2 separate regions of the Mus musculus genome follow, and region 2 is linked to region 1. A link is a loop called in an ENCODE intact Hi-C map of the cell type or tissue named here. Cell type or tissue: heart. All regions are shown on one strand. Each heading gives the region's core, and the rest is flanking DNA. Links, peaks and the distances in the headings are about the cores only. Region 1 holds the start of Khk (ketohexokinase). Region 2 holds the start of Tmem214 (transmembrane protein 214).

Evidence for each region. Peaks named below come from ENCODE experiments on the same cell type or tissue, not always from the same donor. Only the 100,000 strongest peaks of a DNase experiment are listed, where the experiment ranks them.
Region 2: a loop joins it to region 1, with 2.5 times the contacts of the local background. A loop is called at or near these places in 5 of 42 quality-filtered maps.

What each region holds. Positions count from the first base shown.
Region 1 is chr5:30,914,663-30,929,757 of GRCm38, reverse strand. It overlaps Emilin1 (elastin microfibril interfacer 1), which reads right to left. Exons shown (of 8, transcript NM_133918.2): 2 at 14,651-14,776; 3 at 14,021-14,241; 4 at 10,899-12,824; 5 at 10,386-10,502; 6 at 9,810-9,827; 7 at 9,541-9,678; 8 at 8,483-9,143. The coding sequence ends at 8,806. Khk (ketohexokinase) reads right to left here and starts at 8,199. Exons shown (of 9, transcript NM_001310524.1): 1 at 7,751-8,199; 2 at 4,903-5,019; 3 at 2,936-3,070; 4 at 2,602-2,736; 5 at 1,243-1,315; 6 at 91-237. The coding sequence starts at 7,842. In heart, for the core only: CTCF peaks have their summits at 8,110 and 8,333 (motif pointing left); DNase peaks (open chromatin) are centred at 7,967, 8,947, 10,847, 11,547 and 4 weaker places; H3K4me3 peaks cover 2,667 bases; H3K27ac peaks cover 2,857 bases; H3K27me3 peaks cover 919 bases.
Region 2 is chr5:30,864,803-30,878,887 of GRCm38, reverse strand. It overlaps Mapre3 (microtubule-associated protein, RP/EB family, member 3), which reads right to left. Exons shown (of 6, transcript NM_001310516.1): 5 at 13,921-14,073; 6 at 12,782-13,760. The coding sequence ends at 13,692. Tmem214 (transmembrane protein 214) reads right to left here and starts at 9,309. Exons shown (of 17, transcript NM_144525.4): 1 at 9,070-9,309; 2 at 8,100-8,299; 3 at 7,318-7,468; 4 at 7,033-7,167; 5 at 6,734-6,816; 6 at 6,282-6,387; 7 at 6,120-6,201; 8 at 5,744-5,845; 9 at 5,252-5,393; 10 at 4,841-4,932; 11 at 4,527-4,575; 12 at 4,238-4,351; 13 at 3,920-4,037; 14 at 3,002-3,098; 3 more. The coding sequence starts at 9,220. The coding sequence ends at 2,098. In heart, for the core only: no CTCF peak of the experiment used is centred there; DNase peaks (open chromatin) are centred at 6,137, 9,297 and 9,747; H3K4me3 peaks cover 2,012 bases; H3K27ac peaks cover 1,967 bases.

The DNA.
Region 1 (15,095 bases), core at 3,628-11,627:
ACTCAGAGGCTGGTAGGCAGGACTAGGGTCCTCTCTAGCTCTAAGATTCAATTAGCTAGAGATAGGCAGGAGGAGCTGCAGGACACTTACCACCTCACCATAGCTAAACAACTGGAAGAGCTCCTCACGGGGCTTCTCTATCTCCACCGACACCCGGACCTTCTGTGGCAGAGGCTGCTTGGCATTGTGCTCCTCTATCCGCTGCAGCATCTTCACCTGTTCCGATGCATTCCGGCCCTGGGGCAGGACAGGGCAGCTCAGAGCCTAGCTGATAAAGAGTTCATTCCTTCCTCCCTGATGGACCTCTGGGTGAGCAGGGAGAGGGATTGGAGGAAGCTGGGCTGGAGCACTATTGCAGCTACATAATTCTAGGACTGTCATGGACCTTGGAGACCTTATTGGCCAAATTTTTCATTTCCCAAATGAGACTGAAGAATAAAAGATGCTGGACATACATGCCTGTGAACAAAGCACTTGAGAGGCTGAAGCAGGAAGATTGTGAATTCTGGGCTAGCCTGGGCTACATAGTAAAACACTAGAAAGGCGGGACAGAAAAAGAAGCAAAAAAGAAAAAGGCTGGGTGTGGAGGCACACTCCTCTAATCCCAGAACTTGGGAGACTGAATCAGTCAGATTTCTGTAAGTTCAAGGCCAGCCTGGTCTACATAGCCAGACCATGTGTCAAACAAAGAGCAAGCAAGCAAACAAACAAAACACACAGAGAGAACAAGAATGAGACAAAGAGGGAAAGAAGGACCAGGGAGGTGAGACGGGAAAGGAGAGGAAAAGTGAAGAAGAGATGGAGAGGGAGAGGGACACAACCTGAAGACTAAGTCAAATGATGAGACAAGGAGTGGATGCCTGCACTTCTTAAGATTTCCTCTCATCTTGATCCCAAAACTTCTCCCTTGGAAAGAAAGTTCTAATTCCCTCCAGACCCTCTCCTTCCTGTCCTTCCTGTCCTGAGAAGTAAAAGAAGTCAGCAAAGGCAGATACCAGGAGGGAGGTAGCCTAACACAAAAATGGGGTCTTCTGCCCAGTGCTATCTGTGATTGTATGCCCCTGTATCTCTCTTTCTGGGCCTCAGTTTCCTCATAGGAAAACACAGGAGTGGAGAGGGATGGGGAGAGCTATTTAGTATCCCTACCATATTTCATGGTTCAAAGAAATTACAGAAGAGGCTGACCATGCAGAAGGGCCTGACAGGCTAAGCCCCTAGAAACACAGGTAGGGAAGGGCTTGCCTCAATGTGGATCCACTTGAACCGGGTCAGATCGACCTTCTCAAAGTCCTTAGCAGACACATCTGGCAGGTTCCTACATTACAAGACAGGAAGGGAAAAAAGGAGGTCAGCCAGTACCAGGTTCTCTGACAGCTAGGGACCCTGTATCTAGTAGTGATACCAGCAGCATGGCAGGAGGCTGGGGAGCACAGAGCTCTGAGCCCTACGGTGAGGTGAGCCTTGTCCTACTTTGCTTAGGTGTCCTTTTTTGTTGGTGGTGGTGTGTGTCCGTGTTAAATTATCCAAGGATAAACACAATTACAACATGTGACAAGAAGCCAGCCCCATGTTCCTTGGAAACCACGTCCTCCAGAATGAGTGTGTGAGACTACACTTCCCAGAAGGCCTCTTGCTGAGACTACACTTCCCAGAAGGCCCCTTGCTGGGAGCACACATCGAACTACAAAGCTTCTTTAGTTAGTCTCTTAGTTGGGAGCTTGCAACTGACAGAACACCCTACTGAGTCAGGCTCCCCACGTCATCCCTTAGGTCAAAACTGGCACTCTGAGGAAGAGTTTTTGTTTGGCTGGTCTAGGTGGCCTTGGCCACACAACATGTGTTTTTTCTGTAGTGCAGTAGAGTGCCTTCCATCCTCACCAGTGGCATGAGCGAGCCTTTCTGGGTATAAAAGTCCTTGGTCTCCTGGGCCTTCTGCAGTTGGAGATATGTATGTGAATATGCCTGGATCCAGGCCAGAGGGCAATAAACCTTTCTCCTCAGCTTCTCCTCTCCCTACCTGAGGTACCGTGTGCACGTCCTTGATTGGAGTTGCTGCCAATCACCACTTGCTTAATAGATAGATGAAAAAGATTGCCCAATTTGAAAGTCACCTCTAGTATGGGAATGCCCACTCACTTTTGAGATACACCCTTTTGACACATTCGGCTTCCTCTGAAGGGGCCTAAACCTCAGCTCTTTGACGCCATGCTGCAGGCTCGAAACTCTGGAACTGACTCTAGAAGTCCCAGTGGGTCCCTTAGCCCATCAAGGCTTTCTTTGCATTGTCTCCCATCTCCATACACCCAGACCCAAGGTGCTGATTGGCTAATTATGAAAAATCATATCATGAATTACACTCTTTACAGGCCTGCCTGCCCACCCTTGTGCTGGTCAAGGGCAAATTACCAAGCAGGGCAGAGATTACCCCTTCCCACCTCACTTCTCCCCTTATTGAAGACAATTCAGAAATTACTGAACAGTTTGGCAAGGGGGCAATTTCTGTTGTAGAGGAGCGATGGATGGAGATCAGTTGCTTTGCCCAGTGATGAGAGGGGGGACTGATTGGTGGGTTGTGGTAGGGAAAGGCCAAGGGGCCCTTACGTGTCGTAGAGTATAATGGTACGGGAGCCATTGGAGTTGTTGACGATGCAGCAAGAGCAAGGGGTATCTCCCTGGCTCTGCCAAGTCACTTGAGACACATCCACGCCCCTCTGCCTGAAGTCAGCCACCAGGAAGCTTTGGGGGAGGGACCCGAGCCAGGGAGAGGGCAAGGAAACACAGATTAGAGTTACACATAGCCTAGATCTCCTCTGGGAGTGGGAAGGGTGCTTTGGAGCACATGGGCCTCAGAGAAGAAGGGTCCTGTCTGGAGAGTGCAGTATAGTGATGGCCGAGGCAGCAGCTAGCAAAGCGCAGAGCAGACAGGTGTACAAACCTGTAGGCGTGCAGAATGGTGCGGCTGCCGCTGGCCTCGTTGATGATGACTGTAGAAGTGGGGATGGAGCCCTCGGTCTGAAGGACCACATATCGTAAGTCCACAGAATGTTGGCGGAGGTCATCCAGGACAAAACTGCCAGGGCAGAGTAACCCAGAAGAGCAGCTTGGGAAGAGTTTGGGGGACTACCAGGGAGAGAGTAGGGCCTCCAGGGACCCTGAATGGCAGAGGGCTGAGCAGAGGGAAGTAGGAGGGAGCTGGCAATCTCAGTCTTGTCACAGGTGGGAGCAGGGGACAAGAGAGGCAGCGTGCAGAGCCTGGATATCAGAGAAGCAGGATTGAACATTGCAGGTCAGTCTCAGTGCAGTTCACACTGCAGAGCTTTGCTCCCCATCCTTAAAGCTAGACAGAGGTAGAGTTAAGGCTTTAGAGCCTGAATTCCATTTGAACTTAATGAATATGGGTACTGTGGCTTGGTTCTTGCAGGCAGAATCAATAATTAATCACCAAGGTAATACTTTGGACCCCTCCCGGCTGCTCTCTGCATGTTCATCCTCATGGCACAATGCTTTCTGGGATCCCTTCCAATCTTGCCATGGTACCTCTCTAGCCAGGAAGTAATATCACCTTAGGGGACCTGTTGGGTACCATCTTCTAAAAACTAGACCAACCCCTATGGGCAACGAGTTGGTGCATTTGTGGGAGGTCCCTAAATATGGGCCTGATCTAGGACAATGTCACATGATGTCCTCTAGTTAGAATGAGCCTAGGAACATCATTTCAAGTTTAGCCCAGAGGGACAGCAAGGAGGCTGGTTCCACTCCGGCCAGGAAACCCCAGAGCTGGCAACTGTGCCCAGCAGCCCAGCCATCCTGGGTTTTCTCACTACGAGCAGACCTCCCTTTCGGTAAGAAGTACCTAAGCTCGACAGAGTTGTCGGATGCAGTGCATCATCTCCTGACTTGACAACTCAAGGGTCCCTTAATAGTGCCCCCGAAAGCATTAGAAATATTGTTTGCTAACTGACTTTTTTGCACCCACAGTGTCTGGCATATTAAATGTTTGCTGAATGCACAGAAAAAATTCTGAATGGCTCACCCCTCAAATATGATTGGTCCATAAAGGAAAGTCCACTATTCTAAGCAAGAACCAGCGTTCTGCTTCCACCTAGGAAGGGATGACTGTCCCATCTCCAGGACCAGGTCTCTCACTTTGTTAGCTTTGCTCCAGTTTGCCAAGACTGGGAATGTGGCTGGCAACAGCCCCTCAAACTAGGGTTCAAAGGGCTGGGCTTTACAGTCCAGCAACCTGGCAGGCTGCTCCAATGCCCACAGTGGGCAAAGTGTGGGCCACACCTCCTGATAAGTGTGTGCTGAGCTGACAGTGCCAAGAGTCAAAGGGCTCTTGGGTCCTTGCAGTGGCTGACATGGAGTAGACGCGTGGGTCACTTGTGGCACACAGCCTCCAGAGCAAATGGGTCTGGGACCTAGTGTTACTATATGACCTCATGATGTCCTGCGGAGTGTACTCTCAGTACTTACAATGAAGACAGGAGCAGTGACCCTATTCCTCAATGCCGGCCTTCGTCCTGTAACCATGGATGCTGGATGCCCCTGAAGAGGGGAAGGGCACAGCATGTCCCTCACTACCTTTTACCTCAAACACAGCCAGGATAAGGGACATGAGAAGGGCAAAGGCAGAGTCTACAGGAAGCAAAGAAGGAGGTGGTGGGCAGCCTAAGCTCTGCAGCAAGCTGTAGAAATGGAACCTTTACAGAAGAGATGTTAGTACCTGAGCAGCAGATGGTCCGCCCCAGAAGGATCAGGGAGTCTGGAACTCTCCTGTAGGCTACCACCCACCACCCATTCTCCCATCAAGCCCACCCAGGGTTCAGACAACTCTCGTCTCCCTATACTGTGTAGACAATGTGCTCTATCCCTCTACCAGGTACTCCCTTCTAAACTTACTCGGCAACGTGGCCAGGGGCCAAAGAGCCCATGAAGGCACAGCGGGCTCCAAGCAAGGAAAGGACAGTGCAGGAGTTGGATGCGTTGCCTCCACGCTGCCATCTCTGGGACAGGCACCTGCAAAGCACATGGGCAAGTCTCTGCAGCCTCAGCTGACTGCTCGCCGTGGGAAACAGAACCAACCTCAGTCCCCTAGGTAGGAATTCACAGAGTGCAAGAGTTGGGTACATCTGAGTTTCAGCTCATTTTCTAAGTGGGGCTGCGGAGGCTTAGTCCTGAGAAGGAGCTGGGATGAGGGCGGGCTCTGTTCTCACATCTTGGGCTGTATTTGAGTGCACAGCCGCATCCACCTGTTTCTAGGGAACCAGGAACCCACCTGCTGGGGCCATCTCAATGTGAGGGTTCTCTTAACTCTGGGTTGGCTCTTCCTCAGTTACCTCTTCCTTCTGCTGAAGCTTCAAGCTGTGAAGCAGCGCTCACCATGAGGCTCTTTGTCTGGAAGGCTCTCCTCAGCATGGATTCTGGGAAACAGGAGCCAGGCCATCTGACTACAAACCCTATGTTCTGAAAGTTCCTAGGTCAGGTGTGGCTGAGATGTCAGGAAGGACTGGATCCTACACAGTCTTGCTCTTCTGGGAGACTCAACAGAGTCCAGAAACATGGACGTTAAACAGAAACCCAGGTCTGCAGCAGGAAGTGCACCCTGAGGTCAGGAGGGAAGGGGCTCTATCTTCCAAACGGAACTTACTCTATCAGCAGGAAGAGAAAGTGTCCTCCTTCTAGTAGTCTTTCAGACAAACAAGCTGGAGGGAACAGGGTCTTCAGTCTAGCAGAATGTGGTATTACATGCTCGAATACAATCTTTGGAGGGCTTGGATAATGAGATATGCGTGTTTTCCTCAAATAAGAAAAAGCTCAGGGCTAGAGAGATGGCTCAGTGGTTAAGAGCACTTGTCATTCTTTCAGAGGACCAGGGATCAATTGCCAGCACCCACACGGTGGCTCACAGCCATACATAATCCCAGTTCAGGACGCCCAAGTCCTCTTCTGCCTCTATAGGCGCCAGGTACATAAATGGTGTAAATACATACATACGCAGAGGAAACACTCGTACATAAAATAAATAAATCATCCCAGCACCCACGTGGCAGCTCATACCTGTCTGTAACTCCAGGTCCAGGTGATCGGACATCCTCACACAGACACAGACATAATGCAGGCAAAACACCAATGCTCATAAAATAAAAAATTGGAGCACTTGTTGCTCTTGCCAAGGACCCAGATTCAACTCCCACACCCACATCGTGGCTCACAACATCTGTAACTCTAGTTCCAGGGGATCCCATGCCCTCTTCTGACGTCTTCAAGCATCAGGGCTGCATGTGGTACACACACACACTCATACACATAAAAATAATAAAATAAATGAATCTTTTAAGAGAGAGAGAGACAGACACACACACACACACACAGACATACCCTGTGCTCCTGTACCACTGTCTCTGTGCTCCTGGCAAGGGCTCTAACCTCAAAAAGAGTAACTGAAAGCAAAGGGTAAACCCCCCAAGATGGGCAGCAACCGACACGGAATACATCAGGGCGGGAGGTAGAGCCACCCACTAAACGTGGGGACATACATGAGCTATGATCATGCTCTGATGCTTGCTACGAATGTGGCTTGATAAGTGCTACTCCACTCCTCCAAATCTCCTGCTTCCTCAGCTAAGGAAAGGGTCTTTCACAGTTCCCAGGGAGCCTGCAACAGTACTCTGTGGACCCAAAGCCCAAAGAGCACCCAGTCCCCCACCCCAACCGCGACCCCGACCCCGACCCTGTGAGTTCAATGCTGTCAGCGTGCTAGTGTCTTGCCAGGGGTCAACCTTGAACTTCCTTTTAACTAATATCCAAGATACAACATTCATTGTTCAGGGTGCTAGACCACGCCAAGAGAAAGCCGGTGCGCCACCCCACAGAATGCCTTCACGGCACAGCAGCACATTGGAGTGGCCTTTATCAAGAGCAAAGATAAGAGCCATCAAAGGACACTTTAACTTCTACCAGACAATTGAGAATGTTCTGAGAACATCCACTAAGATGTTTACCCACCTTTGTAAAGACCCCTCTTGGCACTTAGCTCCAGGAGAAAGCCTGCTGTGGCTCAGGAGCCAAGTTTCTCCCTGTCTGACCCAGAGAGCCTCCAGCTTTGCTTACACTGCCGGCCAGTCCTTGAGCTAGGCAAGGCTCAAACGCCAGGGCCAGGCTTTTAAATGTGAGTAGTTTAACATCACATACCACTCACTGCTAGCGACCTGGTGTTTTATTTTAGCTGTAAGCGGTAAATTAGAAGTGCATAGGCTAGGAGTTGGGAGACCTGGGGGTTTGGGGTGAGGAAAATTTGTCTGGCACCTTATCAGGTGTGTGAGGGCTCAGGAGGGAAAAAAATCATTACAGCCCTCTCTGTAAACTGAGGATTTTGATGATCGGCAGATTGAAATGGTAAACAGCCAACAACACACTAGTGAAAGCCTGGGTTTTGATTCAGGCATACGTTTGCACTCTTGTTAATTCTGGAGGCTAAAGGAGTTTAGGCCAGCTTGGGCTACAAAGCAAGACTCCGAAAACAAAACAACACACCCCCTGGGTCTTGGTTTTAAAGGTCTCCAGTCTCATGTCTTCATTCTCACAGAGTACCCCTTAGGGACCCGGGACAGAGAACGCCAAGCTGAACTCAGGCCTCACCACATGGAGACAGAGGGCTATCCCTGGTTTAGCAGCCGATTAGCAGTGACACGCAAAAAGACAGGACCACAGCGGCCCTGGGATCTCCGAGGGGCTTGGGCGCCCCTACCTGCGATCCGTGTCTTCCTCTGGGTATTTGTCCACCACATTGATGATGTCCAGCACCACCAGCCCCACGCACAGGATCTGCTTCTCTTCCATGAGGCTGCTCCCCAAGCTTCCTACCCGCAAGCAGAGGGGGTTCCTGCTGGGCTCTGCCTCTTATCTACTGGAGGACCGTGTCCCAACTTCTCACTGGCTACCTTGGCTCCTCCTCTGCGTGCAGAACTCCTCCCGCAGGGAGCTTTCTGCTTTGCAAGGGTGGGTTACCTAGCCCGGCCAATGGCAGGCCCTCTCACTTTTCCGCCTCAGCTGTCAAAGCGAAAGCGCACTAGTAATGCATCGCCTTTCCGATCCCTCTGCGCCTGCTGCAGACCCTGGACCACCCGGACTAGCACAGTCTGGCAACAGAAACTTCGCCTTCGCAGGCGGAGCACAGAAGCAAGCGTTCTCTCCCTCGCCCCGCCAAGGTGGCCCACCCGGCCGAGGCCCCGCCCCCCCCCCCCGCGCCAGATTAACGGTGTCACGTGACGGGGAACGCTGCCAGCCTTCGCAGTGGTTCTGGCCTAGCGCCCCCTAGCGGCCGCTGTGGGGACCGGTGGCCGTGACCCTGAGTCCGCAGGTGCCCTTAGTAGGGAGCACACCCAAAGATCACCAGCCTAGGTTCCCTCCGTAGAACTCTGTTTCCTCCTGTCCTGTCCCTTAACTACCCCCAAACATGTACTAGAGCAGAATAGCTATGTTTTGTAGAAAAAAAAAAAGTGTCTTTATTCCTGAATAGTTTAGTACGGTGGTGTGGACTGGGGAGAGCCCTGGAGGGTAGGTTCCTCTTCCGCAGCTTGGGTCCCGGAGAGGGCTCTGGTGGGGACGGCAATGAGGCCAAAGGTCAAGAGGAGATGCCTCGGTCCCATAGACCACGCAGTCACAACGTACGGAGTGACCGATTTGGATGCCTGAACCGCAGCGGGACGTGGTCGCCAGACTTGCCCTTGCCTTGGTGGGTAGCCACCATCCAGGTGGCTCTGCGGCCCCTGTAGATAAGTTTGGTGGTCGGGTCCACCCTGTCTACACCTGTTCAAGCTCTGTGTCCTCGTAGAGCAGGGCTCCGCTGAAGATGGTGAGCGGCTCCTCGGAGTGTGCCAGCTGCCCCATGACCAGGTCGATGCAGACAGTGTCTCCGACCTGCAGTGGCAGAATGAGGCTGAAGACGCCCAGAGCGCCTGGGCTGGGCTGACTTTCGGCCACAGGCTTATTCTCCAGTCCCTCGGGTTCATAGCCTCCCGAGTCTATGCGGGCCACGCCCAGGTTGGAGCGTGACAATACTGCTTCCACTTTCTCATGCCGGTGCCCAGTAAGTACAGCGCTCAGCAAATAGCGTCCAGCCAGTGGTGCAGTGAATACACCTGGAGACAAGGATGACAGTCAGGAGGGGAGACGCTGGCTGGGACAAGGAAGGTCTCTCGGAGAGTGGGTACAGCACTCCTGGCTGTGGAGTGGCCCACCCGTCCTTTCCCTGCTATTCCACTAACTGTACACTGTAGGAATCCCCTGCTGCATCTCCAGCAGTTGCTGCAGAGTGTGTGCTGGAGTCTGTCCCAGTAAAGATCCGTGTGGTGTGGATGTCTCCTCCCCTCCCCCACTCTCTCTTTGCCTAACTGTGGTGTGAGTGCATGGAAAGAATAGAGGTCTTTGTAATTACAAGTGAAAAGCTGTACTTGTCTGCAGAGGTGTGAAGGAGGCATTAGTACTGCTCAGCTTCACCCGTTACCTCACTAGGCCACCCGTCGGCCTTTTAGTTACCTGTCTCTGGGTCATAGTAGCCTCCATCATTGAGCAAGACTCTGTCGAAGGGGACTGTGCCAGGTTCTGACCGTGGCAAACTCAGGGCAGCTGAAAATGCTACCCTAGGCACAGGGGCTGCTGGTGCTCCCTCCGCTCCTGAATAGAGATAGTGTTAGCATGGATGCTCATAAATAAACTCCAGTCCCCATCCCTGCTGCCCAGGCTGCCTGAGGACTATAGTCTTCCAGGCCCAAGCTCCTGGCCCCTTCCAGAGTCTAACGACTTACCCTGCTCCCCTTGAGGACCTGTTGGAAGAAAGGGACCACAGTGAATAGGACATCTCTCACCATGCCCTCACCCAACATCTGCTCTCTTGCACTGCTCTGGGTGTTAGGTGTGGAATGTGATGCCAAGAAAAGCGTAAGTGGGCTCCAGTCTGGGCAGATGCTAGACCACAGCCTCAGCCAGGAGCTCCTCATACGCTACATGAACTGCAATACGGCAGGGAGACCACAGTGCCCAGGAGCCAAATGACCACTTTCTTTTTCTTGTTTTCTTCATGTATACAAGTACACTGTAGCTGACTTCAGACACACCAGAAGAGGACATCAGATCCCATTACAGATGGTTGTGAGCTACCATGTGGCTGCTGGGAATTGAACTCAGGATCTCTGGAAGAGCAGTCAGTGCTCTTAACCGCTGAGCCATCTCTCCAGCCCCCAATGGCCACTTTCATTCAGCTCCTAGTCACTTTCTTTTCACTGTCAGCCATCCGGACCTCTGCTTCCTTACTCCTTCTCCGTCAAGCTCAGTGTGGAATACTATGCAGGGCTGCCAGGATAGTGGTGTCTCATCCAACATACCTGGTGGGCCAATGGCCCCCTGTTGTCCGTCTTTGCCAGGAGGTCCTGGAGGTCCTGCAGGGCCTGAAGGCCCTTGTAGCCCGGGAGGCCCTGGGGGCCCAGCCTTGCCTGAAGGTCCTATGGTAACAAAACCAAAACCGAGATGAAGGTCAGCCATGCTTTCCAACGGACAGGAAAGGCGGTGGCGCCACAGGTAGGAGATGGGGAAGACTGATGGAGACACGGGGTCCCTCGGGCTGCAGGCAAGGTGTCTGATTGATAGAGCCACATACCAGCACAAGCCACATCCCAGTTCCACCCAAAGGCCCATCTAAGCAACCAGAAGGAGGGCAGGGAGCTACACCACAACAGCTTCTCTGCAGACATACGTCAACCTCCCTGATGAGCAGTAGGGGCTAGGACTGAGGCAGAACAAAGAGGAGGCGAGAACACCAGGCCTCCTCACTGGCTGCGAGGCAGGGAGCAAGAAGGGGCCTCCCTCCCTGCACACCCCACCACGCCTTCTGTCCTCACCAGTGAAGTCCTTTAGGCTAAGTTGCTGCAGACGGTCTTCCAGGAGCAGCAGGGAATTGTTGAGGGCACCAAGCCGCCTGCCCAGGCCTGCCTGGCCCCCCAGCAGCTTCTCCAGCAGGGCGGCCTGTGTCAGGCTGGTGCTGTTGCTTTCCCGTACTGCAGCCCAGAGCCCAGCCACGTGTCTGGAGAGGCCTTCACGTAGGCCTTGTAGTCCCCCTGCCACGGTGTCCAGTCGTTCGCAGACTCCCTCAAGGCGGCCTAATCGCCCCTCTAAGCTAGGGCATTGGCCAGCCTGTGCCTGGCCCTCCTCCAGGCCTCGGAAGCGCTCCTCGCTCTCTGTGACGTGCTCCGTGGCCTCCTGCTGTAGTCTGTTGATTTCAGAGATGATGCTGTCCTTGGTGGCCCCCAGGTCAGCCAGATCGGCACCCTGACCCTCCACAGTGGTCTGGAGCTCGTGGAGTGAGTCGTTCAGGGAGCTGAAGGTGAGAATAACCTCAGAGAGTTCTCCTTGAAGGGCCTGGAGGGCTGAGCCTGAACTGCCCCCAAACACACTGAAACCATCCAGAGGCCCACGGCTTGGTCCCCCAACCCCTGGGCCAGCTCCAGGGCCCCGTGGAGGTAACAATGGGCAGGAGCAACGTTCCACACCATCCCGAAGGCGGCCCAGCTCCTCCTGGACACCACCACAGGCGCCACAACCCTCATCCCCACGGGCTTGCAGCAGACCCTCCAGCTGGCTTAGCTGGGCTGCGGTAAGATTGAGGCGCAGTAAGATTTCTGCTGCAGTCTCCTCCTGTGCATCCATGCGCTCCCGAAGCCGGCTCAGGAGCCCTTGCAGTCCCTCCAACACGGCCTGCTGAGCCTCCCCTGCTGCCTCTGCTTCATGCAAGCCAGAGCCCACTAGCTGTAACCGGCCCTCGCTGTCCAGCACCCTGCGTTCCAAGGCACTGAGGATCTCATTGACCCGAGAATCCTGTTCCCCGGGTGCCCCAGAGCAAATCTGCCCACAAGTCCGAACAGCCCCTGCCACCTGCTCTTCCAGCAGATCCATGCGGCCACCCAGCTCCCTGCTCACATTGGCTAGTAGTCCCTCCAGCTTTTCTAGCCGTCCTGGAGCAGCAGGCAACCAGTGGCCCAGCCTCCCTGGTCCTCCAGGCCAGTTCTTCTCTTGCTCCTCTGAGGGACCTAGGGTAGAGTTGAAGCGGTCCTCCAGGCGAGAAAGGCGGGAGGCCAAGCTGGTGTAGCCTGGAGGGTGGCCCCCCTGCCCAGCTGCTCCTCCAAGCTCAGAACCTCTGCGTCCACTTAGCACTGTCAGTGAGCCAGTCACTACATCTAGCCTCCGCTCCAGCTCAGACACTCGTCGACCCAGCTCTGGGGGGCAGCATTCCTGAGGGGGTCTCCTGGCCATGGCAGGTCCCACAAGCTGTTGCTGCCGCTCCTCCATAGAGGACATTAGCTTCTCCAGGGTTCGCAGCCGCTCCCTATCCTCTTGCTGCTGCTGGCGGAAGCCATCCAGCCCCGTCAGGCACACTGAGCAAGACTCTTGCAGCTGCCGTTCCAGCTGCCTTAACAGTTCTTCACTGGGGCCAGAAGGAACTGGGACAGGGCCTGAGGCCCTGCCACCTCCACCAGGGCCTCCATTATGATGGTTGTTAAGGTGGCCCAGCTCCTGGTCATGAGTGGAGACACGGTTGTCCAGGAGCTGCAGCTGCTGCTGGATCTCACTGAGGGTTTCATGCACGCCCGGGCGGGCAGCTGCATCTGCTGGCTGCTGCCTTCCATTAAAGACTGTGTCCACAGCTCGCTGTACATCTTCTGCTAGGCGCCCATTCATCCCCTGCAGGACACCCCGAAGGCCTTGCAGCTCTTTGGTCAGACTCTTCACCTGCCGCTCTAGCTGCTGCACCTTCTCTGACTCAACAGGACCTGAAGAGAGAGAAAGGCGGATGACTGAGCAGCTGGATCTCAGAGCTCAGATTCTATGGCCCAGTCTCTGCCTACTCCAACTCCAGCAAGAGTCAAGGGTCAGAAGGCTCTCCTTTGGATGATTTGGGCAAAAGGGAGTGGAGGGAAGGAAGGAAGGAAGGAAGGAAGGAAGGAAGGAAGGAAGGAAGGAAGGAAATACCATTCACTGAATGTCCTTGGGCCAGATTTGGACCACAGCTCTTAAAACTTTTCTATTGGGCAGATACTTTTGCCATTTGATGGCACAGGAAACGGGGAACCAGAGAAATTAGGCAAGTAGTTCCAGAGAATGCGTTTAACAAGTGGCCATGTCAAATTTCAAACTTAGATCACCCGGCCACCCAACTTGTCCCCAGGACCTCTTGACTTCTTGGAAACCATTTCCTTATCTGGAAAATTCGATTGACACTATGTGTCCTGCCTTTTAGGGCTGTCAAACAGTTTAAAATGGAAATGTGGGAAAGTACTTCACATGCCACTGTTGCAATGACTGGGCCCTTCCCTAAACCACCAGAGGGACAAACAAGAGGCTCTTGCAGCAAGCCTGCTGGGGTGCTGGCTGGCCAGCCAGTTTACCAGAAGTTCCTGTTTCCATAATTATAGTTCAGTTATCTCTTTGGCAGGAAAGGACCACGCATCCGGTGTGCCTAGCCTAACTCATACACATAGGAGGAAAGAACACAACAGAGGCGATTGCATTCTGGGACCTGCAGTCTCCAGGGGCCTGGGAGGGGGTTGGGACCTGTAGTCCGGTGCAATGCATGCTAGGATTTGTAGTCTTAACTATCTTCCCTGCAGACAGAGATTCTCAAAGGAATTCCCCACGCTTCTCCCACAGCTGTTCCCGACTACGAAGGACCTTGGCCACTAGAGGGAGTATGTGAACAAATTGTCTCTATGCCTTCTTGTCTTATCCAGATCTTAAGTTTTCAGGTCTTTCAATCAGTCTCCCCCAAGCTCTGCCCTGCCCCCCACCCGGCCCCCAGACACACTCAAATCACACAAGCATGCAAACATTCGAAGTTTCAGGGACGTCATTACCTCTGTTATAACCACCTTCCCCCCAAGTTTAGAGCATAGAGGTTTCCCTCCCTCCACAGCTGGGCCCCACATTTTCCACCCAGGATTCCCCCATGCCTAGCAACATGCAGGCTCACCTTCTCCTCCCAGTCCACTGAGATGGCTGCCGGCACTGGAGCCAGACAGGTTGGGGCGCACAGGCCTGGGCCGGGGAAGTGGTGTGGAGGGTGCTGGGCCCAGAACGGAAGCAGGGCCCTCTCCACAGTCATCGCCCCCATAACCCTGACAGCACCTCCACTCCATGTCTGTCACTGTCTTGTAAGCCACCCGATAGCGAGGGCGAAGAAAGCTCCGGTACCTGGCCAGAGGAAAGGAAGGTTTTGTATTCTCTCAGTGCAGCTGGTTGTCTTGTGCTTCAGGCTGGGTCTACCTCTCTAGCCAGTGTGTGGTCCTGCTCAGTTAACAGCTATCTGCTTTTTAGTTAAGGGCTAAATCCTGGTTTTTTCTTTCCCTGTGCTGGAACCCTAAGCTAATCTCTTTAAGACTGACCTGTGTCAGCAGAAGTCCCAAAGGTTGGGGACAAGGGGAGAATGCCTGTGGCAGCTCACCAGCCAAGCTAGGACCCGGCTGTCTTCTCAAAATGGTTCTGACTGAAATCCTGTCCTTCCCCCTGCTCCCTCCTTTGCACAGACCCCCTAGATGGCCACCAGCTGTCTGCCCTTGCCCGGATCCCAGTAAGCACCCAATCCCCTAAGTTGGGGCCTCACATGATACTTCGGGAACAGTGGGGCTGGCCCCAGCCACAGGGTTGATAGTCTGGCTTGACAATGGTCTCCACTCCATCCTCAAGGACGCAGCTCACTGTCCGAGTCACCACGTAGGCACACCAGTTCCTGTAGGCACAACCCTACCTGGGCCAAAGGACCAAAGACACAAGCCCCAGTGGGCCCGGAGGTTGAAGGAGGGTCAAAAGATGAAGGGGGCCTTAAGGACCCATTGAAAGTTAGGGTTTTTGCAGGGGCAGCACCCACTCCCCTCTCCTACACAGACACACACACACACACAGACACACACAGACAAACACACACTTTGTGTCACTATGGCAGATAAAGACTTTTCAAGACAGGAAAAACATAATGATAAAAACACACACAGAGAAGTCAGCCCTTCTGACTGTGGGGCCCCAGGGTACCCTAGAATTCACAGTCCCTG
Region 2 (14,085 bases), core at 6,086-14,085, 53 kb after region 1:
AATACAGTCTGGGCTTCACACTGGTTTCATTTACTAGCTCATCTTGGACTCGGATTTGTCGACAGCTCTGTAAAAACGAACCGTCTGGATGTCTGGCTTTGCTTTAATGGAGAGCAGGTGGTACTCATGTAAACAGGAAAAGTGCTGCACCATTCCCATCTGGGGCAAAACAACTGAACAAGAGCGCTCCTTTCCCCAATAGGCTTAGAGCCAAGTAAAGTTGGTGTTAGTGTCCTCATGATGCACCATGGAGAAGCCAACTGATCTAAGTTGAAAAAAAATGTTGCACTAAGGATTTTTTTTTTTTTTCCGAGACAGGGTTTCTCTGTATAGCCCTGGCTGTCCTGGAACTCACTTTGTAGACCAGGCTGGCCTCGAACTCAGAAATCCGCCTGCCTCTGCCTCCCGAGTGCTGGGATTAAAGGCGTGCGCCACCATACCCAGCGCATTAAGGATTTTAATGCCAGAAAATATGAACCCAAATTAAATCACTGCAGAATAGAAGCTAGCAAAACACATAGCTAAAGTTGCTGGATTTAAAACAACAAAAAAATCAAGCTAGCGTTCTGCCAGCCTTGTCACGTGCTGTGGCTGCTCCAGGCTGGCCTCTCCAATATATGAAGTAGGGTGAACTGTTTGTGGTTGATTGACAAGAACACACAGAACATGTGGGGCACTTGGACAATCCGACTTAGAAGGTCATGTTTGGTCCTTGGATGGACAGAGCTTTTTCTCACTGGGAATGACAACTGCCAGGAAGCCAGCAGGGAGCAGATTCTGTGGCTGTTTCCTTCCTAAAATAAGTAGCAAAAGCCAGAGGCCAGGCTGTATAAATTGGGTCAAGATGGTTCCAAACTTGCTACCTTAATTTCACTTAGGGAAGGGACAGAGGGCATCTCCAGGTGCCACAGGAGAGGGGCTGAGGGAGGAAGTGGCTGCTGCTGAGCCATGGGGAAACTTCTGGGAAACACAGCTGCCTTCGAAGCTGCACTTCTTAGTCACCAAGAGCCCACAAGATGAGAACACCCACAATGAACTGTCTTAAACCAAAATGAGGACTGGTGTTAAGCCCTGGAGTTCTTTGTTTTGTTTTGTTTCCCCAAGTTTTGTCTCTTGGAGTTCTAAACCCACTGCCTCATAAAATGAGCCAATTAATAAATTATGGATTGGAAGCCTGCCCAGCTCTGCTCCTGCCTTCCCCATCACACCAAGGCAAACTTTTAGATAGGAATCATCGACAAGTCAGACAAAATCACCAAAGCCAACTGAATCCGAGGAACCTAGTTCTGAATGGTAAAGGTAGACTTTCCCTGCTAGAAGCTCAATTATTGCTGCAAGACCCCAGGCAGAGGCCCAAGGCTCTGCTGTTTTGTCCCTAAACTATGGGGAGTCCTATATGAAGATTCAGACAGGAAAGCTAGAAATCCAGTCTGTGTCTTTATTCTCCCCAGGAGCCATATGCTGACCCCCTTCAGCAGGCTGACAGAGGGCGCTGCTCTTCAGGTGGGCTGTGCTGTGAACCAAGCTGATAGAGAGGAGCCCCAGCAGCGAGCAGAATGGAGTTGAGAAGCCAAGGCTCTGACAGAGTAGGGGACAAGTGGCCTCCTGGGAAGGCGTGCTTGTTCTGGGTGTTTTGAGGTAACAGGCTGTCCACATGGCCTGCATGTCCACTGACAGTCACCTAGGCTGCTGGTAGAAGTGACACTGCTGCTGCCCACTGTGGTGCTGGCCCTCCTGAAGTGCTTTCCTTTTCTCTGCTGTGATTTAAGTCATGACCAGGGACAAGGAAAGGCAGTTACTTCTCTTCTTTGGAGGTGGACTGTGGCTGCTTGAGTGATGATGGGAGGACCACAGGGAGAAGTGGAGAGGCTCCCAGCCTAGAAGAGGCTTGGATGCTGTGCAACTGGGCCTGAGAGACCTCACAGGCCTGTGGACAGGAGGCTGGGATGCTCCTGTCCAGTCTCCTGAAGATGGAGAAGTGAGGCAGATACCTGGTCTCTTGCCTAGGAGGCAGAAGTCAGGCACCAAGTGAAGAGGGCTGCCTCCTCTACTCCGATAGGTAGCCCACCACAGAACCAGTGGCCAGGCAGGCAGGGTCTATTGCTGGGATATCATGGTGAGTGCCCAGTCCAAGAAAGCCACTGTGACATCCTGCAGGCAGAGCCAGGTCCATTGGGCAGCTCTGCTCAACTGTGTCTTAATGCAGTCCCAGGTCACGTCCCCTCTAGGAGAAAAGCAGAACATTTGAGGGCTGGGGATCACTCATGGGCCTGTGTCAGCCCATGGGGCTGCAGCTTAAACCCATAACCCTCTTTCCAGAGTGATTGTGACAAAATGGATGCTATACCTTGTTCCCAGGGACCAGAGTGAAAGTCTTACCTGCAGGCCTCATGGCAATGCTCCTGGACTTGGGCCAGGGCTGCAAGCAGCAAGTGCCATGTGGGCAGCAGCACGCTATGGCAGAAGAGCAGCAGCAGTTCCTTCAAGGCGTGGAAGAGCTGCTGCAGGGCCTCAGGGAGCTGGACCTGCAGCGGGACCATGAGAGTGGCTGAGGTAAGATGCTGACGGCCATGTCCCCTCTCCCAGGGCTTCTGCTCATGCTGAACTGTTCCCTTCTAAGCCTCTGTCCCTGGGAGGATGGGTTCTTTTTTGACTCCTGATCTCCAGCTTACCCTCTGAAAGAAGCCAGCCAGGCTATCACTGAAGCAGGCAAGGTAGGAGGCACAGTGGGCAGAAAGGAAGCTGAATATGGCATAGATGTGTGTCCAGGCCAGCTGCAGACTGGGCTGTACCACAGCAAGCAGGTGGGAGCCACAGGCTGGCAAGGTCTCCTGCAGCCAGCTGTAGAGAAACCAGAGGGAGAGAGGTGCACTCTAAGCTTCCCCTAGCCAACATGCTCACCAACAAACAGCCAAAAACGGGGAGGACGAGGGACAGGGGTATACTTAGTACTTCCCACTGCCCATGCCTGCCCACTCTGCCCCGCTTGACAGTAGCTCACTTGTAGCTCTGCAGGCTGTAGGAGGAGAGTCTCGCACACACTTGCTGGCCAACAGGCAAGAGACCGGAGGATCGAAGCAGCCGGCCAGTGAGGGAGGCTGCAAAGGGAGTTCCAGTGAGGCAGTGGGGCACTGTCCTGTGCTCTCGGGTCTCACTAGACAGGTTTGGAAGATGATCTGGCCAGAGGGGCTGAATACCCTCTGCTGGGTCAGGAGCAGGAAGAATGGGACACTGGGTGGGACACTGGGTGGGACACTGGGTGGGGTCTTGGACTTAGAAGTCAGAAAACCTCAGGTTTGACTCTCTGCCCTTTTACTTGCTGTGATCTTCTGGTTTTTGTTTTTGTTTTTTAAATTAAGTACACTGTAGCTGTCTTCAGACACACCAGAAGAGGGCATCAGATCTCATTACGGGTGGTTGTGAGCCACCATGTGGTTGCTGGGATTTGAACTCAGGACCTTTGGAAGAGCAGTCAGTGCTCTTATGCACCAGCCCCGATCTTGTGTTTTTAAATTACATGTACTAGCTTATTTAGTGTATGCATGCACACATGCTACAGCATGCACTCAGAGGTCAGAGGAGTTGTGTTGAGTTGGAACCCTGGGGAAGGAACTCAGGTTGTTGTGTTTGCAAGCATGTTTGGCTACCTCTTTCTGGTCCTACTAGCTATGATCTTAATCTGAGGCTAAATCTTTCTTCTCCCTCAGAAGTTAAAAGGAGAAAACATGTGTTCAGGTGATGTAAATTTCTAACCATTTCCCCCCTGGAAAGTCCTAGTACGATTGGCCTCTGCAGACTGAGGTGCAGTGTCTGCTCTGTGGCACTGAGAATTCATCAGAACAAGGGTGGTCTGGAGATGCTACACATAGCTCTGTGTCCCCCATCGTGTCCTCTTCCCAGACGACAAACCACTACTTACCCTGCAAAGAGCTGTTTGACCGCAAGTCATGACATAGGAATCCTACTGCAAAGACCAGAAGCAGCAGGAATAGCCGGGCCCAGGGTGGCCGAGGACCCCGTGCCCGTTGCAACAAGCCCTGGCGAGACAGAGAACACAGTGTTCAGAAGGGGAAGGGCTGGTCCTTGCTTCCCATTGTAAGCCCCAAGCGAGGCCTGCATATGAGCTGGAGGTCATGGGGGATCCACAGATGGGGGAGGCAGAGACGTGACCCAATCTAACCCAGGGTGTGTTAGACACATGGAGGCCTTCGGGTGGGCTGGAAGTTGGGCGTCACACCTTGCAGGCTGTGTCACAGGTGAGAACATGCTCACTGCCACCACTGCCCTTCTTCAGAAGCTCCTGGTTGGTAACCTTCAAGGACTGGATGGTTTCTTGTAAAGATTTCCGTGCCTACAGAATACCAAGAGCTGAGTTTAGAGCTGAGCCCTGGCTAGGAAGAGGATTCTGAGCCTCCATCTCGCTTCACATTCGTGTCAAAGGCACAGGAAAGGGAGGGCAGCAGTTAAGGGGCACAAACCAAGAACCAAGACAAACCCCAAGCTCCCGCACCCTTCCAGCTCATTACCTTCTTGGGGATGTGCTCCCAGGACTTGAGTAGGTGCTCCAGCAGCAGGCTGCAAAAGAGTATGCCCCTTTCAGTCAGCAGACCCTGGGCCTGCTTGCCCTCTTTGCCTACCAATTCCTAGGTTCTTAGGGCTGAAAGACCCCCACCCACAGTAGTTCTTTAAAGGACACCCCAGCTGCTGTCTCCCTCAGACTGCAAGGGATGAGCCTGGAGGGCAGCGATCAGTATTTCCGGGATGACACACCAGCGCTAGTCTAGAAAGCATAGACTACAAGGCTTTTCTGTGTAGATCAGGTGACCCCACCGCCACTCACCTGGACTGTGACAGATGCTTGGGGTACAGCTGTCTCCAGACACTAGTGCTAAGGGGGTCCACAGTCAGGCACTGGGTCAGGCTGGCCAGGAGCTGCACAGGACAAAAGAGAGAGAATGCTGGGCCCTCAGGATGGTGAAAAGGAGGGGCACTGGGGCTTCCAGTAACAAGACATCTGCCACAAAGGCTGAGGAGAATTGTCCAGGCCCCTGAGAAGCTATCCTGGTGCGGGGTAGGTGTGGTTCCTGAGCTGCAGCTTGAGTTTAGGGATCCTGTCTGGAAGTGACAGGGTTTCACTGAGCGCTCTCCCACCTGTTGGACTGGACCTGCCCGAGCCAAAAGCAGGACTGGGCGGGGCAGGGAGCTGAGGGGGAAAATCGGCAGCCGAGGAGGAGGCAAGGAGGCTTCTCACCTCTTTCTTCATGGCAGCAGGACAGCTAGGGGTGGCTCTGGACAGGAATGACGGGAAGTAGGTGTGCAGGGAAGATTCCGGCTTGGCCCCAAATGCCAGCACCTTCAATCGGGGGAAGAGCTGGCACAGCTGCTCCTGCAGGCTAGGGGAAGAGGGCCAGGCTCAGGCTATAAATGGAACTGCAGCCCGTGAGGTAGAGTCGCTAAGCATCTGTGGATGGTTCTGAGTCTCTATTCACAGAAGCACCTTGCAAGGTTTGTCAAAGTTTTTACAAGTTTTTAAAGTTTTTAGGCTTCTCTCCCTAAAAACTGCCCAATCTAACACTAAAATGATTGTCATACTCAAGGACAGATATAATTTCTGGGCTCCACAGAGCTCTTGCAGCCTACAGCCGTGGCTTTGGCGGGGAAGGGGACTGGAAGTGCACTACTGTGCTTGTGACTCGCCTCTATACCGGAATACCTCTGCAGTACAGTTCCAGAGCAGGCTTACCTGGGGCTCAGGGAATTGTTGGGCATATAGGCAAAGTCCAGAAGGGGGAAGAAGTCCTTGGGGCCAATCATGCCAAAGCCTTTGGTGAGGTTGGGATGCATCCTAGACAAAGAAGGAGCAGGCTTGTTGGAAACCACTATGGTGTTCCAGCCATGAACTCAGCTAAGCAGTGTCCAGAGGAAAGGCGTAGACTCTACCCCAGCCCCAGCCCTCAATGGCTCCCTCCCTTTCCTTCCTCACCATCACTCGGAGGTGGGAGGAGCTGGTCCCGACTTTCCTCGCATCTATGGAGACCAGGATCATGGCATCCCATTTTGCTGAAACAGCCTCTTGTGGACACCCTGGGCCTTCCCCTCGCTGTCCCCCCATTACTCACAGGAGCAGCCGGTCCAGGTATGCGATGGCAAAGGGAGACAGAGCCTTGATGCCCAGCACAGGCAGCATGATCCCCAGCCACACTGCGGAATCAAGAGTCAGCAAGTCTCAGAGTCATGCATGGGCCTCAGAGGTGACACCAACCCATCCTTCTGTTTGCTACCTTTCAGTCCCTCAGTGAGGTTGGTGAAACCCGCTTGCCCCAGGGCCCACATGATGGTCAGGCACTTTGCTGGTCGGCTCTGGTGGGACCGCAGAAGCTCTAGGAACTGAGGAGGTGAGGAGAAAGGGCAGGTTAAAGGGCCGTGCACCAGGAGCACTATAGATCCTTGTGGGGCAGGTGTCAAGGACAGCACAACTCTACTGCAGTGCCACATAGTGAGTCGTGACAGCTTCCCCCACTTGTTTCAAACCGCCTGACAAATTCTAGGGGAGCTAGGGGACCTCTATGGCCCACCCATTCCATGGATAAAATGAACACACGGGCCACCCTTATCTAGTAGAGTACGCGTGGGGAATGCTAATGTATTATTTGCTGTTTCTTTCCAAGCCCAGTGGTCTGTCTGGTCCTCTAGTCCTACCCCTTGTGTCCCCAGCACCATCCAGGCCTCTCACCTTGTCCAGGTTTGAGGTGACAATCTTAGGCTTGTCTTGCAGAACGGCTTGAATACAGATGCGGTACCCATGTAGCGACTCCCCTAGAGAGATGGGTTCGGTTCTCAGATTTACTCATATGACCTGACATCCTACACTTTTTTATTTCCAGAAGTGAGTCGAATTCCTAATCACTTCCCTTTCCAAAAATGTGTAGATTAGCACTTTTCTTATTGTAAAGGGAACTGATGACCACGCTGAAGGCAGGAAAAACAGAAGTTCTGCTCTCAAGACGGTCATCCTCCATAGGGCGCTCTCACCTGGTGTTTTATCCAGCTCTTGCAGCATGGTGAATAGACAGTGGTCAAAAAAGAGCTCCACAGACCCTGCAGCTTTGGTCAGGAGCCCCCGGATGATCCCACGTAGCTCTCGGCTCACAAGGCTGTAGGGATAATCTGGGGCCATCGGCCTCTGTGAGTGCTAGGACCAGATGCCCTTGCATGAAGGCTGGCTTGCTCTCCCCCAAGGAGACCCAGGACTATTAGGAACATCAAACCTCTGAGAATGTCCTTGGCCTTATCTAAGCTGAGGGGTAGGGGACTAACCATGTGGATACTGGCTCAGAGTGGGCTCCATCCGTGGAGTCTGGAGCTTGTAGTTGAGATAGCTGGCCAGGTCCTTCAGCCACACGGAGGGGTTCCCAGTGAACACGCTCTGGCTCTTGTCCAGTTCCTTCTGCAGAGCTGCCACATCCAGCTGTCAGGGCAGAGACTTCCATGGTGAATTGTAAGAGGAAGGGGAGTGGGACAGGGGTAGGAAAGTGGCTAAAGGAGGTTTTCATATGTGGAATCCTACAATTTTGCCAGATCCAGATCCTAAGAAAGCCTGGGGCGGGACCCTTGAGAATGATGATCTCAGTGCCCCACATTGCGATGTAGGACCTGTTCATGTTCAAGGGCAAGAACAGAGGGCAAGACAGGAGACGAGAGACCACTGCTTCTGTGGAGCTGAGAATCTAAACCAGCTTTTCTTTTCTTTTCTTTTTTTGGTTTTTCGAGACAGGGTTTCTCTGTACAGCTCTGGCTGTCCTGGAACTCACTTTGTAGACCAGGCTGGCCTCCAACTCAGAAATCCGCCTGCCTCTGCCTCCCGAGTGCTGGGATTAAAGGCGTGCGGCAGCACGCCTGGCTCCAAACCAGCTTTTCTAATGTCTCCATCTTGTTCTTGGGATTTCCATCTTCCTGCTCACCTATGTTTCTGACAAATACCAACATTCTTTCTATTCTAAGTGCACGCATTCTTTCCTTCCACATCTCCATATTGTCTGGAACACCCCTGAGTGTCCCAAGTCCCCATTTTCTCAGTCCCCAAGCCTAGGCACACTTACCGCTTTCAGTGCGTCCTCCAGGCGTCGGAATGGGCCCTGTTTCTGGTTTTGGCTAGGAACAGCTGTCACCTTCTTTGGTTGCTTCTTGTTTATCGGTTTCTTAGACTCTGCAGCAGGGGGTGGAACTTGCTCTTTATTCTGCCGTTTCATGATTTTCTCAAAGCCACGCTCATAAAGAGTGCTTGTAGTCTGGATTGGTGCTGGAATGAAGACAGGTAGAAAACAGCAGGCCACCCTTAAGACCCCAGATCCCACTGTACAGTGGTCTCTTCTTTGTAGAGGCACCTAAGTCATTTAGAGGGAGATTCTGGCCCAAGCCCTCTCTTCCTTGGAAGCAGCTTAGAAAAACAGGAAAGAGCCCTCCGGGTGGCTGATTTCAACCACCACAGTCAGGTCCCAGGCCCTCCCAGTTCTTTATTAAACAATTAAAGTATATGGGAACTAGACCACACTTTTTCCAGCACGGCCTCCACCCCCAATTCTTCTTAGTTCTGAGATGACAACTCTATATACTCAACAAGTGGCAAAATTTTTCTCCCTCTCTGGAGATTGTGGGGACAGGTGACACTGAAATTAACTCCTGGTTGGAGAATATGTCGGGCTATTCATCCCAGTGCTGGCCTTCTCATCCACTCCTCTCACACCTGCTGGTTATATAAGAAGGGGCTCCATGTAGGATCCCAGATGCCTCTGCTCCGTGGCTCAGACACCTGGCCAGTGAGGGCCGGGGCAGCTGAGAGGGTTGTGTGCAAAGGCTTGGACAGATAGAGATCGGAATTCCAGTCTCCTCAGACTCGAAAATCGGCTTCTCTGGACCTCCGCTTCCGACCTATGCAGCGGAGATGACCACCTCTCCTCGTGCTGTCCCTGAGTCACCGTGGCCGGGCTCCCGAGGATCGGCTCCCGGCTCCCGCAGCTGTCCGCCGTGCCCCTGCCCCACAGGCCCAGGTGGGCGGCGGCGGATACTCACAGCTCAGGTCGTATTTCAACACTCCATTTGCCTCCCCGAGCGCCCGGCGGTCACTGCCACCGCCGCCGCCTCGCCCACCGCTGCTTGCTCCAGGTCGCCGGCCCCTCTTCACCACCTCCCAGCCACCGCTACCCGCTGATCTGGCCGCCATGACTTCAGCTCCACCACCTCCCGGCTTTCGGCCCCGGACAACCTCCGCGCGGTGCCACGTCTGCTGCCTCCGCCGCCGCAAGGCACCCTGGGATTCGTAGTCCGTTCGCGCCACGGCGCCGCGCCGAGCGCCTGGGGAGTGATGGCGGCGGCCAGGTTCCGCCCCTGGGGCGCAAAAATCCCTACCCTGCACCTGCGGGCGGGCTCGCCTCTGACCCGCATGGAAATGGGACTGTTCCCTTTTTTCTTATCTTTGCAATGCTCCTGAAGGATGGAATGAAAATAGTTCTCACCTCGGGAGAATTTGAGGAATAAATGTGTTCTTACTTCTTAGAAAGTAGTAGTCTGTTAGCAATTAAACTTCGTATTTGGCGGCCAACAAACTTAATTGCCGAGGAGTGGGACGATGCAGACTTGGGGGAGAAAAGTAGAGCGGCAGAAAGACTGAGAAAACTTAGTAGAGTAGCTCAATGGCAGGGCGAGAAAAGTCTGGGGCAGCCAGGCCATGATCCCTTTGGAGGCAGCCAGGAAAGGACAGGCTCTGGCTCATGCCATGTTCCAGATGTTCAGCCCTAGACTGAAAGAATCACACAGCAAGGTCCCGACCCTAGACGGCCTACAAAACTTGAATGATCCCAGCTAGGGAGCATGATGAATGATAAAACAGCAATGAAAATATCACATTTAAGGAAATATGTTGCTTAGTGTGCTTGTGTGGAACTCATGCTCCCGCACTGCTGTACACATTATCCCCCCCAAACCTCCTTGGTTACTTTTTTTTAGACAGGGTTTCTTTGTGTAGAGCTGGCTGTCCTGGTACTCTCCCTGTAACCAGGCTGGCCTTGAACTCAAGAGATCTGACTGCCTCTGCCTCCTGAGTGCTGGGATTAAAGACATAAACCATCACTGACAAGGAGTGGTCCACTTTTCTTACAGGGTAAATTATTCAGCTGAAGGATGCTTGAAGCCCTAGGAGAGGGAGGGAAGTGGTTTCTGAAACAGGTGGCAGTTGAGATGACTCCCAGGAAGGGAGAATTTTCATTGGTTGGGGATCATGGCTTGTGGAGAGACTGCTTCAATCGTATGGCTTTATTAATTTAGGCAAAGGTCTAGAGTGGTAGACTATATAACAAAACTGAAAGTAGTTCGACATGACTTCATACAATTGGAAAAGGATCATGACCGCCAAATCTGGAGTTTATTCTCTAGACTCTAGAAACTGGAGAGGGAAAAGGTGACATGACCCTTAAAAAACAGCACCCAGGCCTGTGTGAAGGATGGGTCACAGAGAAAGAAGGCAGGTGAGGGATGACCAACCCTTGCAGCCTTCTGGTGTCCTCCATCCCCTTTAGGCCCAGCCATAGCTGCCTGTCTTAGGGGTTCTGAGATGGAATGTATTTGGCAAGGAAGGTATCTGTGCTGATCAGCAGTCAGTTCCTTTTTCAGATGCTGTTTCCCTCTACTCAGACACCACATGGTCCTTTGTCCAATCCCTGCTGTCACAGGTATCATCACAGAAGAGGGCCTATGTTGGGAAGAGAAACAAAACTGGCTTCCCCACTATAGCTCCAGCTGATGGCCTCTTCTGTGCACATACCCACACACAAAGACTCACAGATACATAAATAAAATAATAAAAATTTTAAAAAAGTCTAAATCCTAACCAAAGTTTCTACCACCTTCACCAAGCCTTGCCACGCACGTGTGGTCTACTTCAGTGGTTCTCAACTTTCCTAATGCTGCAGCCCTTCAATACAGTTCTTATGTTGGAGTTACCCCCAACCATAAAATTACTTTCGTTGCTACTTCATAACTGTAATTTTGCTACTGTTATAAATTTTAATGTAAATTTCTGTATTTTCCAGTGGTCTTTGGTTACCCCTGTGAAAGGCTGAGAACCACTGGTCTAGACAATCCCAACAGGTTCACATCCACTTCAGCATTCTTGATCTTTGCTGGGTTTCCACGCCTTGGCTATTATGTCTCTTTGACAAACACACTTCAAGAGGGTGGAGTTGTGTGGATGACAAGGGAATGTATCTGACTCCTGTCTCTGTTGGGTTTGTGCTGTTTATATATGCCTGGTAAATGCTGAACCCCAAGATCTGGCTCCATCCTCACATACACTGGCCTTTGTTGTATAAACCAAACTCCCCAAATTAAAGAGGTCACCATTAGATAGGGTAAGGCAGGCCTAGAAGTGTACCTCGAGGACAGCTGATGAAGCAGAACCAGCCTGGATGAGACTCACACAGCAAGTACTATGGGAGTATAGCTAAGAACAGCCGGTCTAGCGTAGGAAAAGAGTTGAGGGTAATCGCCCAATAATTGGGCTAAATTAATAAGACTCTGGGTCAGTGATTGGGTGGATGGCCAGGTCACAATAACAAGTAGTTTTTAAATAGCCAACAACACCCTCCTTCCGGTTAAATCTTGCTCTAAAACAACCCACTTGGGGGCTGGAGTATAAACTGAGTGCTTGCTCTAGTTTTCACACATGCACACGTGTGTGTTACACACGTATGCAAAAATAATAGGAAAAGAAAAAGAGGAACCATGTAGACCCAGCTGTTCTCTGGGCCACAGGCATGTGTGCTGCAACAGCTGTTGTGATGTGTGGGAGCTCTGACAAGGAGTAGAGGGTTACCCTGCAGGCCAGCCTGAAAGAGTCTGCAACAAAACAGTCCTTGGCCAAGAAGCCCCTCCTTCCCCAGTCATCCCATGGCCACTTTCTGGGCTGCCCTCCTTACAGCCACAGCTCTAGACTTCATTCTCCTCCTGAGGACTCCCTGTTGTGGTGAGAACACTTCAAATCCTACAACTGTCTTTCAGGAAGCCACCATTTGGTGCCCCAGACTGCAGGGAGACAAGCCATCCTCTCCTTCATCCATGACGTCAACTGGACAGCATTTGCAGGAACTGGCTCTGTGCTGGCAAGGGCAAGGACTTCAGTACATATCAACACAATTTTCTCAGTGTTTAGTTTTCTCTGTGCCTATGCTACCTGAGTCTGGTGCTTTAACACTAGCCCAGGTTTGCATCAGTCCTGCCCTAGACATAAGAAGTGTATAAACCGCCGGGCATGGTGGGGCACACCTTTAATCCCACCCAGCACTTGGGAGGCAGAGGCAGGCAAATTTCTGAGTTCGAGGCCAGCCTGGTCTACAGCAGAGTGAGTTCCAGGACAGCCAAGGCTACACAGAGAAACCCTGTCTCGAAAAACAAAACAAAACAAAACAAAACAAACAAAAAGAACTGTATAAACCAGCTAGCTAGGGGTCTTTATAGAGAGGTATTTTCGTGATCCACTGGCCTGTAACTCATCCCTAACAAACCCTTGTTACTCACCAAGACCAACTTGAACAAGTCCTTTTTTGGGCTGTTGGTATCATCCCATTTTCAGGGACAGTCTTACATCTCCCAGAGAAATACACATACTACCTGCCTCACAAAGAGTCCTCAGTCGTGGGAGTTGAGTCTAGGTCAGAGCCTGGTTGTCAGTGGTGGCTTCTGCTCATGAAGGTGTGCTGCATGGCTATCCTCTTACAAAAGACAGAGAAGGTGCTATGTTCTGACCCCTTGCTGTGGGTCAATTGAGGAAATCATGGCTTGCCACACAAATTTATTTAAATAAAACTGAACAGATATGCAGGCTGGTGCCCAAGGGGCAAAGGTGGGGGTGAGAGAATGGGGGACAGACAGACAATGGGGGCCAGGCAGAGTCTGTGTGGTCTAACTAGGCTGCAGGAGGGAGTGGCTAGGAAGCCTGGGGCAGTGCTGGGTGTTGGTGCTGAGGCAGGGGCTTGGTGGGGGAGCCCAGTGCCTGGAGGTCATGTCTACTCTCGCATGCTCCCTGGACCCAGAGCACTGCCTCCTCAGCTTCCCTTCCCTTTCCTCATATCAGCCTTTCCCTCATCTACTGAGAGAGAAGTCAAAAGACAAAATAAATAAGAATGGGTGAGTCCTGTCCCAGTCTCGGCTCTAGGGAAGGGGAGCCAAGCCAGAAAGACTACCCCAAGCCCTGCTGTCAGCCCTGGAAAAGAACAGGTAAAGTGCAAGGGCAATCCAGTAAGTAAAAATATACCAATGACTTTGTCAAATATACAGCTGCTGGCTGCCAGGGAGCAGGTGGCTGGCTTGTGGGGTACAGCGGCACCCTGGAAAGTGTTGGCCAACACAGCATAGAGACAACGGAAATAAATAGGAGTGGGGAGTGGACAGGGGTCCTGGACGTCCCCTGGGCCAGTGCCACTCGGGGGACCCAGACAGGGCCTCGTCCTCTCACCTGCCCAAGCCTCCCCCACCACCCTGAACCCCACTCGTCCGGCTCCCTAATGCTGTGGCACTGACACAAAGCACCCAGCTGGCTGACTGGCTGAAAGGAAAGGACTATAATGTGGGGTGGGCATAGTTGGGGTGGGCAGAGTGGAGGTGGGCAGGGAAGCTGTGGTCAGCCAGGGCTGGCGCCTCCCTCAGTACTCGTCCTGGTCTTCCTGTTGGTGTTCTTCAATCTCATCATCCTCAGGGGGTGCAAATCCCTCCTGGAGGAGGGAGAGAGAGATGGTAAGGCAGCTGGCCAAGGGGAAGGATCAGGTTCACACTCAGCCTAGAAACAAGGCATGAGTGGCCACCAGTTCAGGAGCTCTAGCTTGCTCTCGAGTCTCAGCAGAGCAGTGGGAGGGAGGTGAAGAGAGGGCTCACCTCCGTGGCATAGAGAATGCCAATGATGCCCGAGATGACGGGGCTGTTCTCGCTCTCATGTTCCTGGCAGATCAGCTCGATGTCTCGCAATTTGCTGAAATAGAAATCTCGTTCTTTCTCAAGCCCGTCTACGGTCAGCTTCAAGTCCAGCAGCTGCGCAGGCAC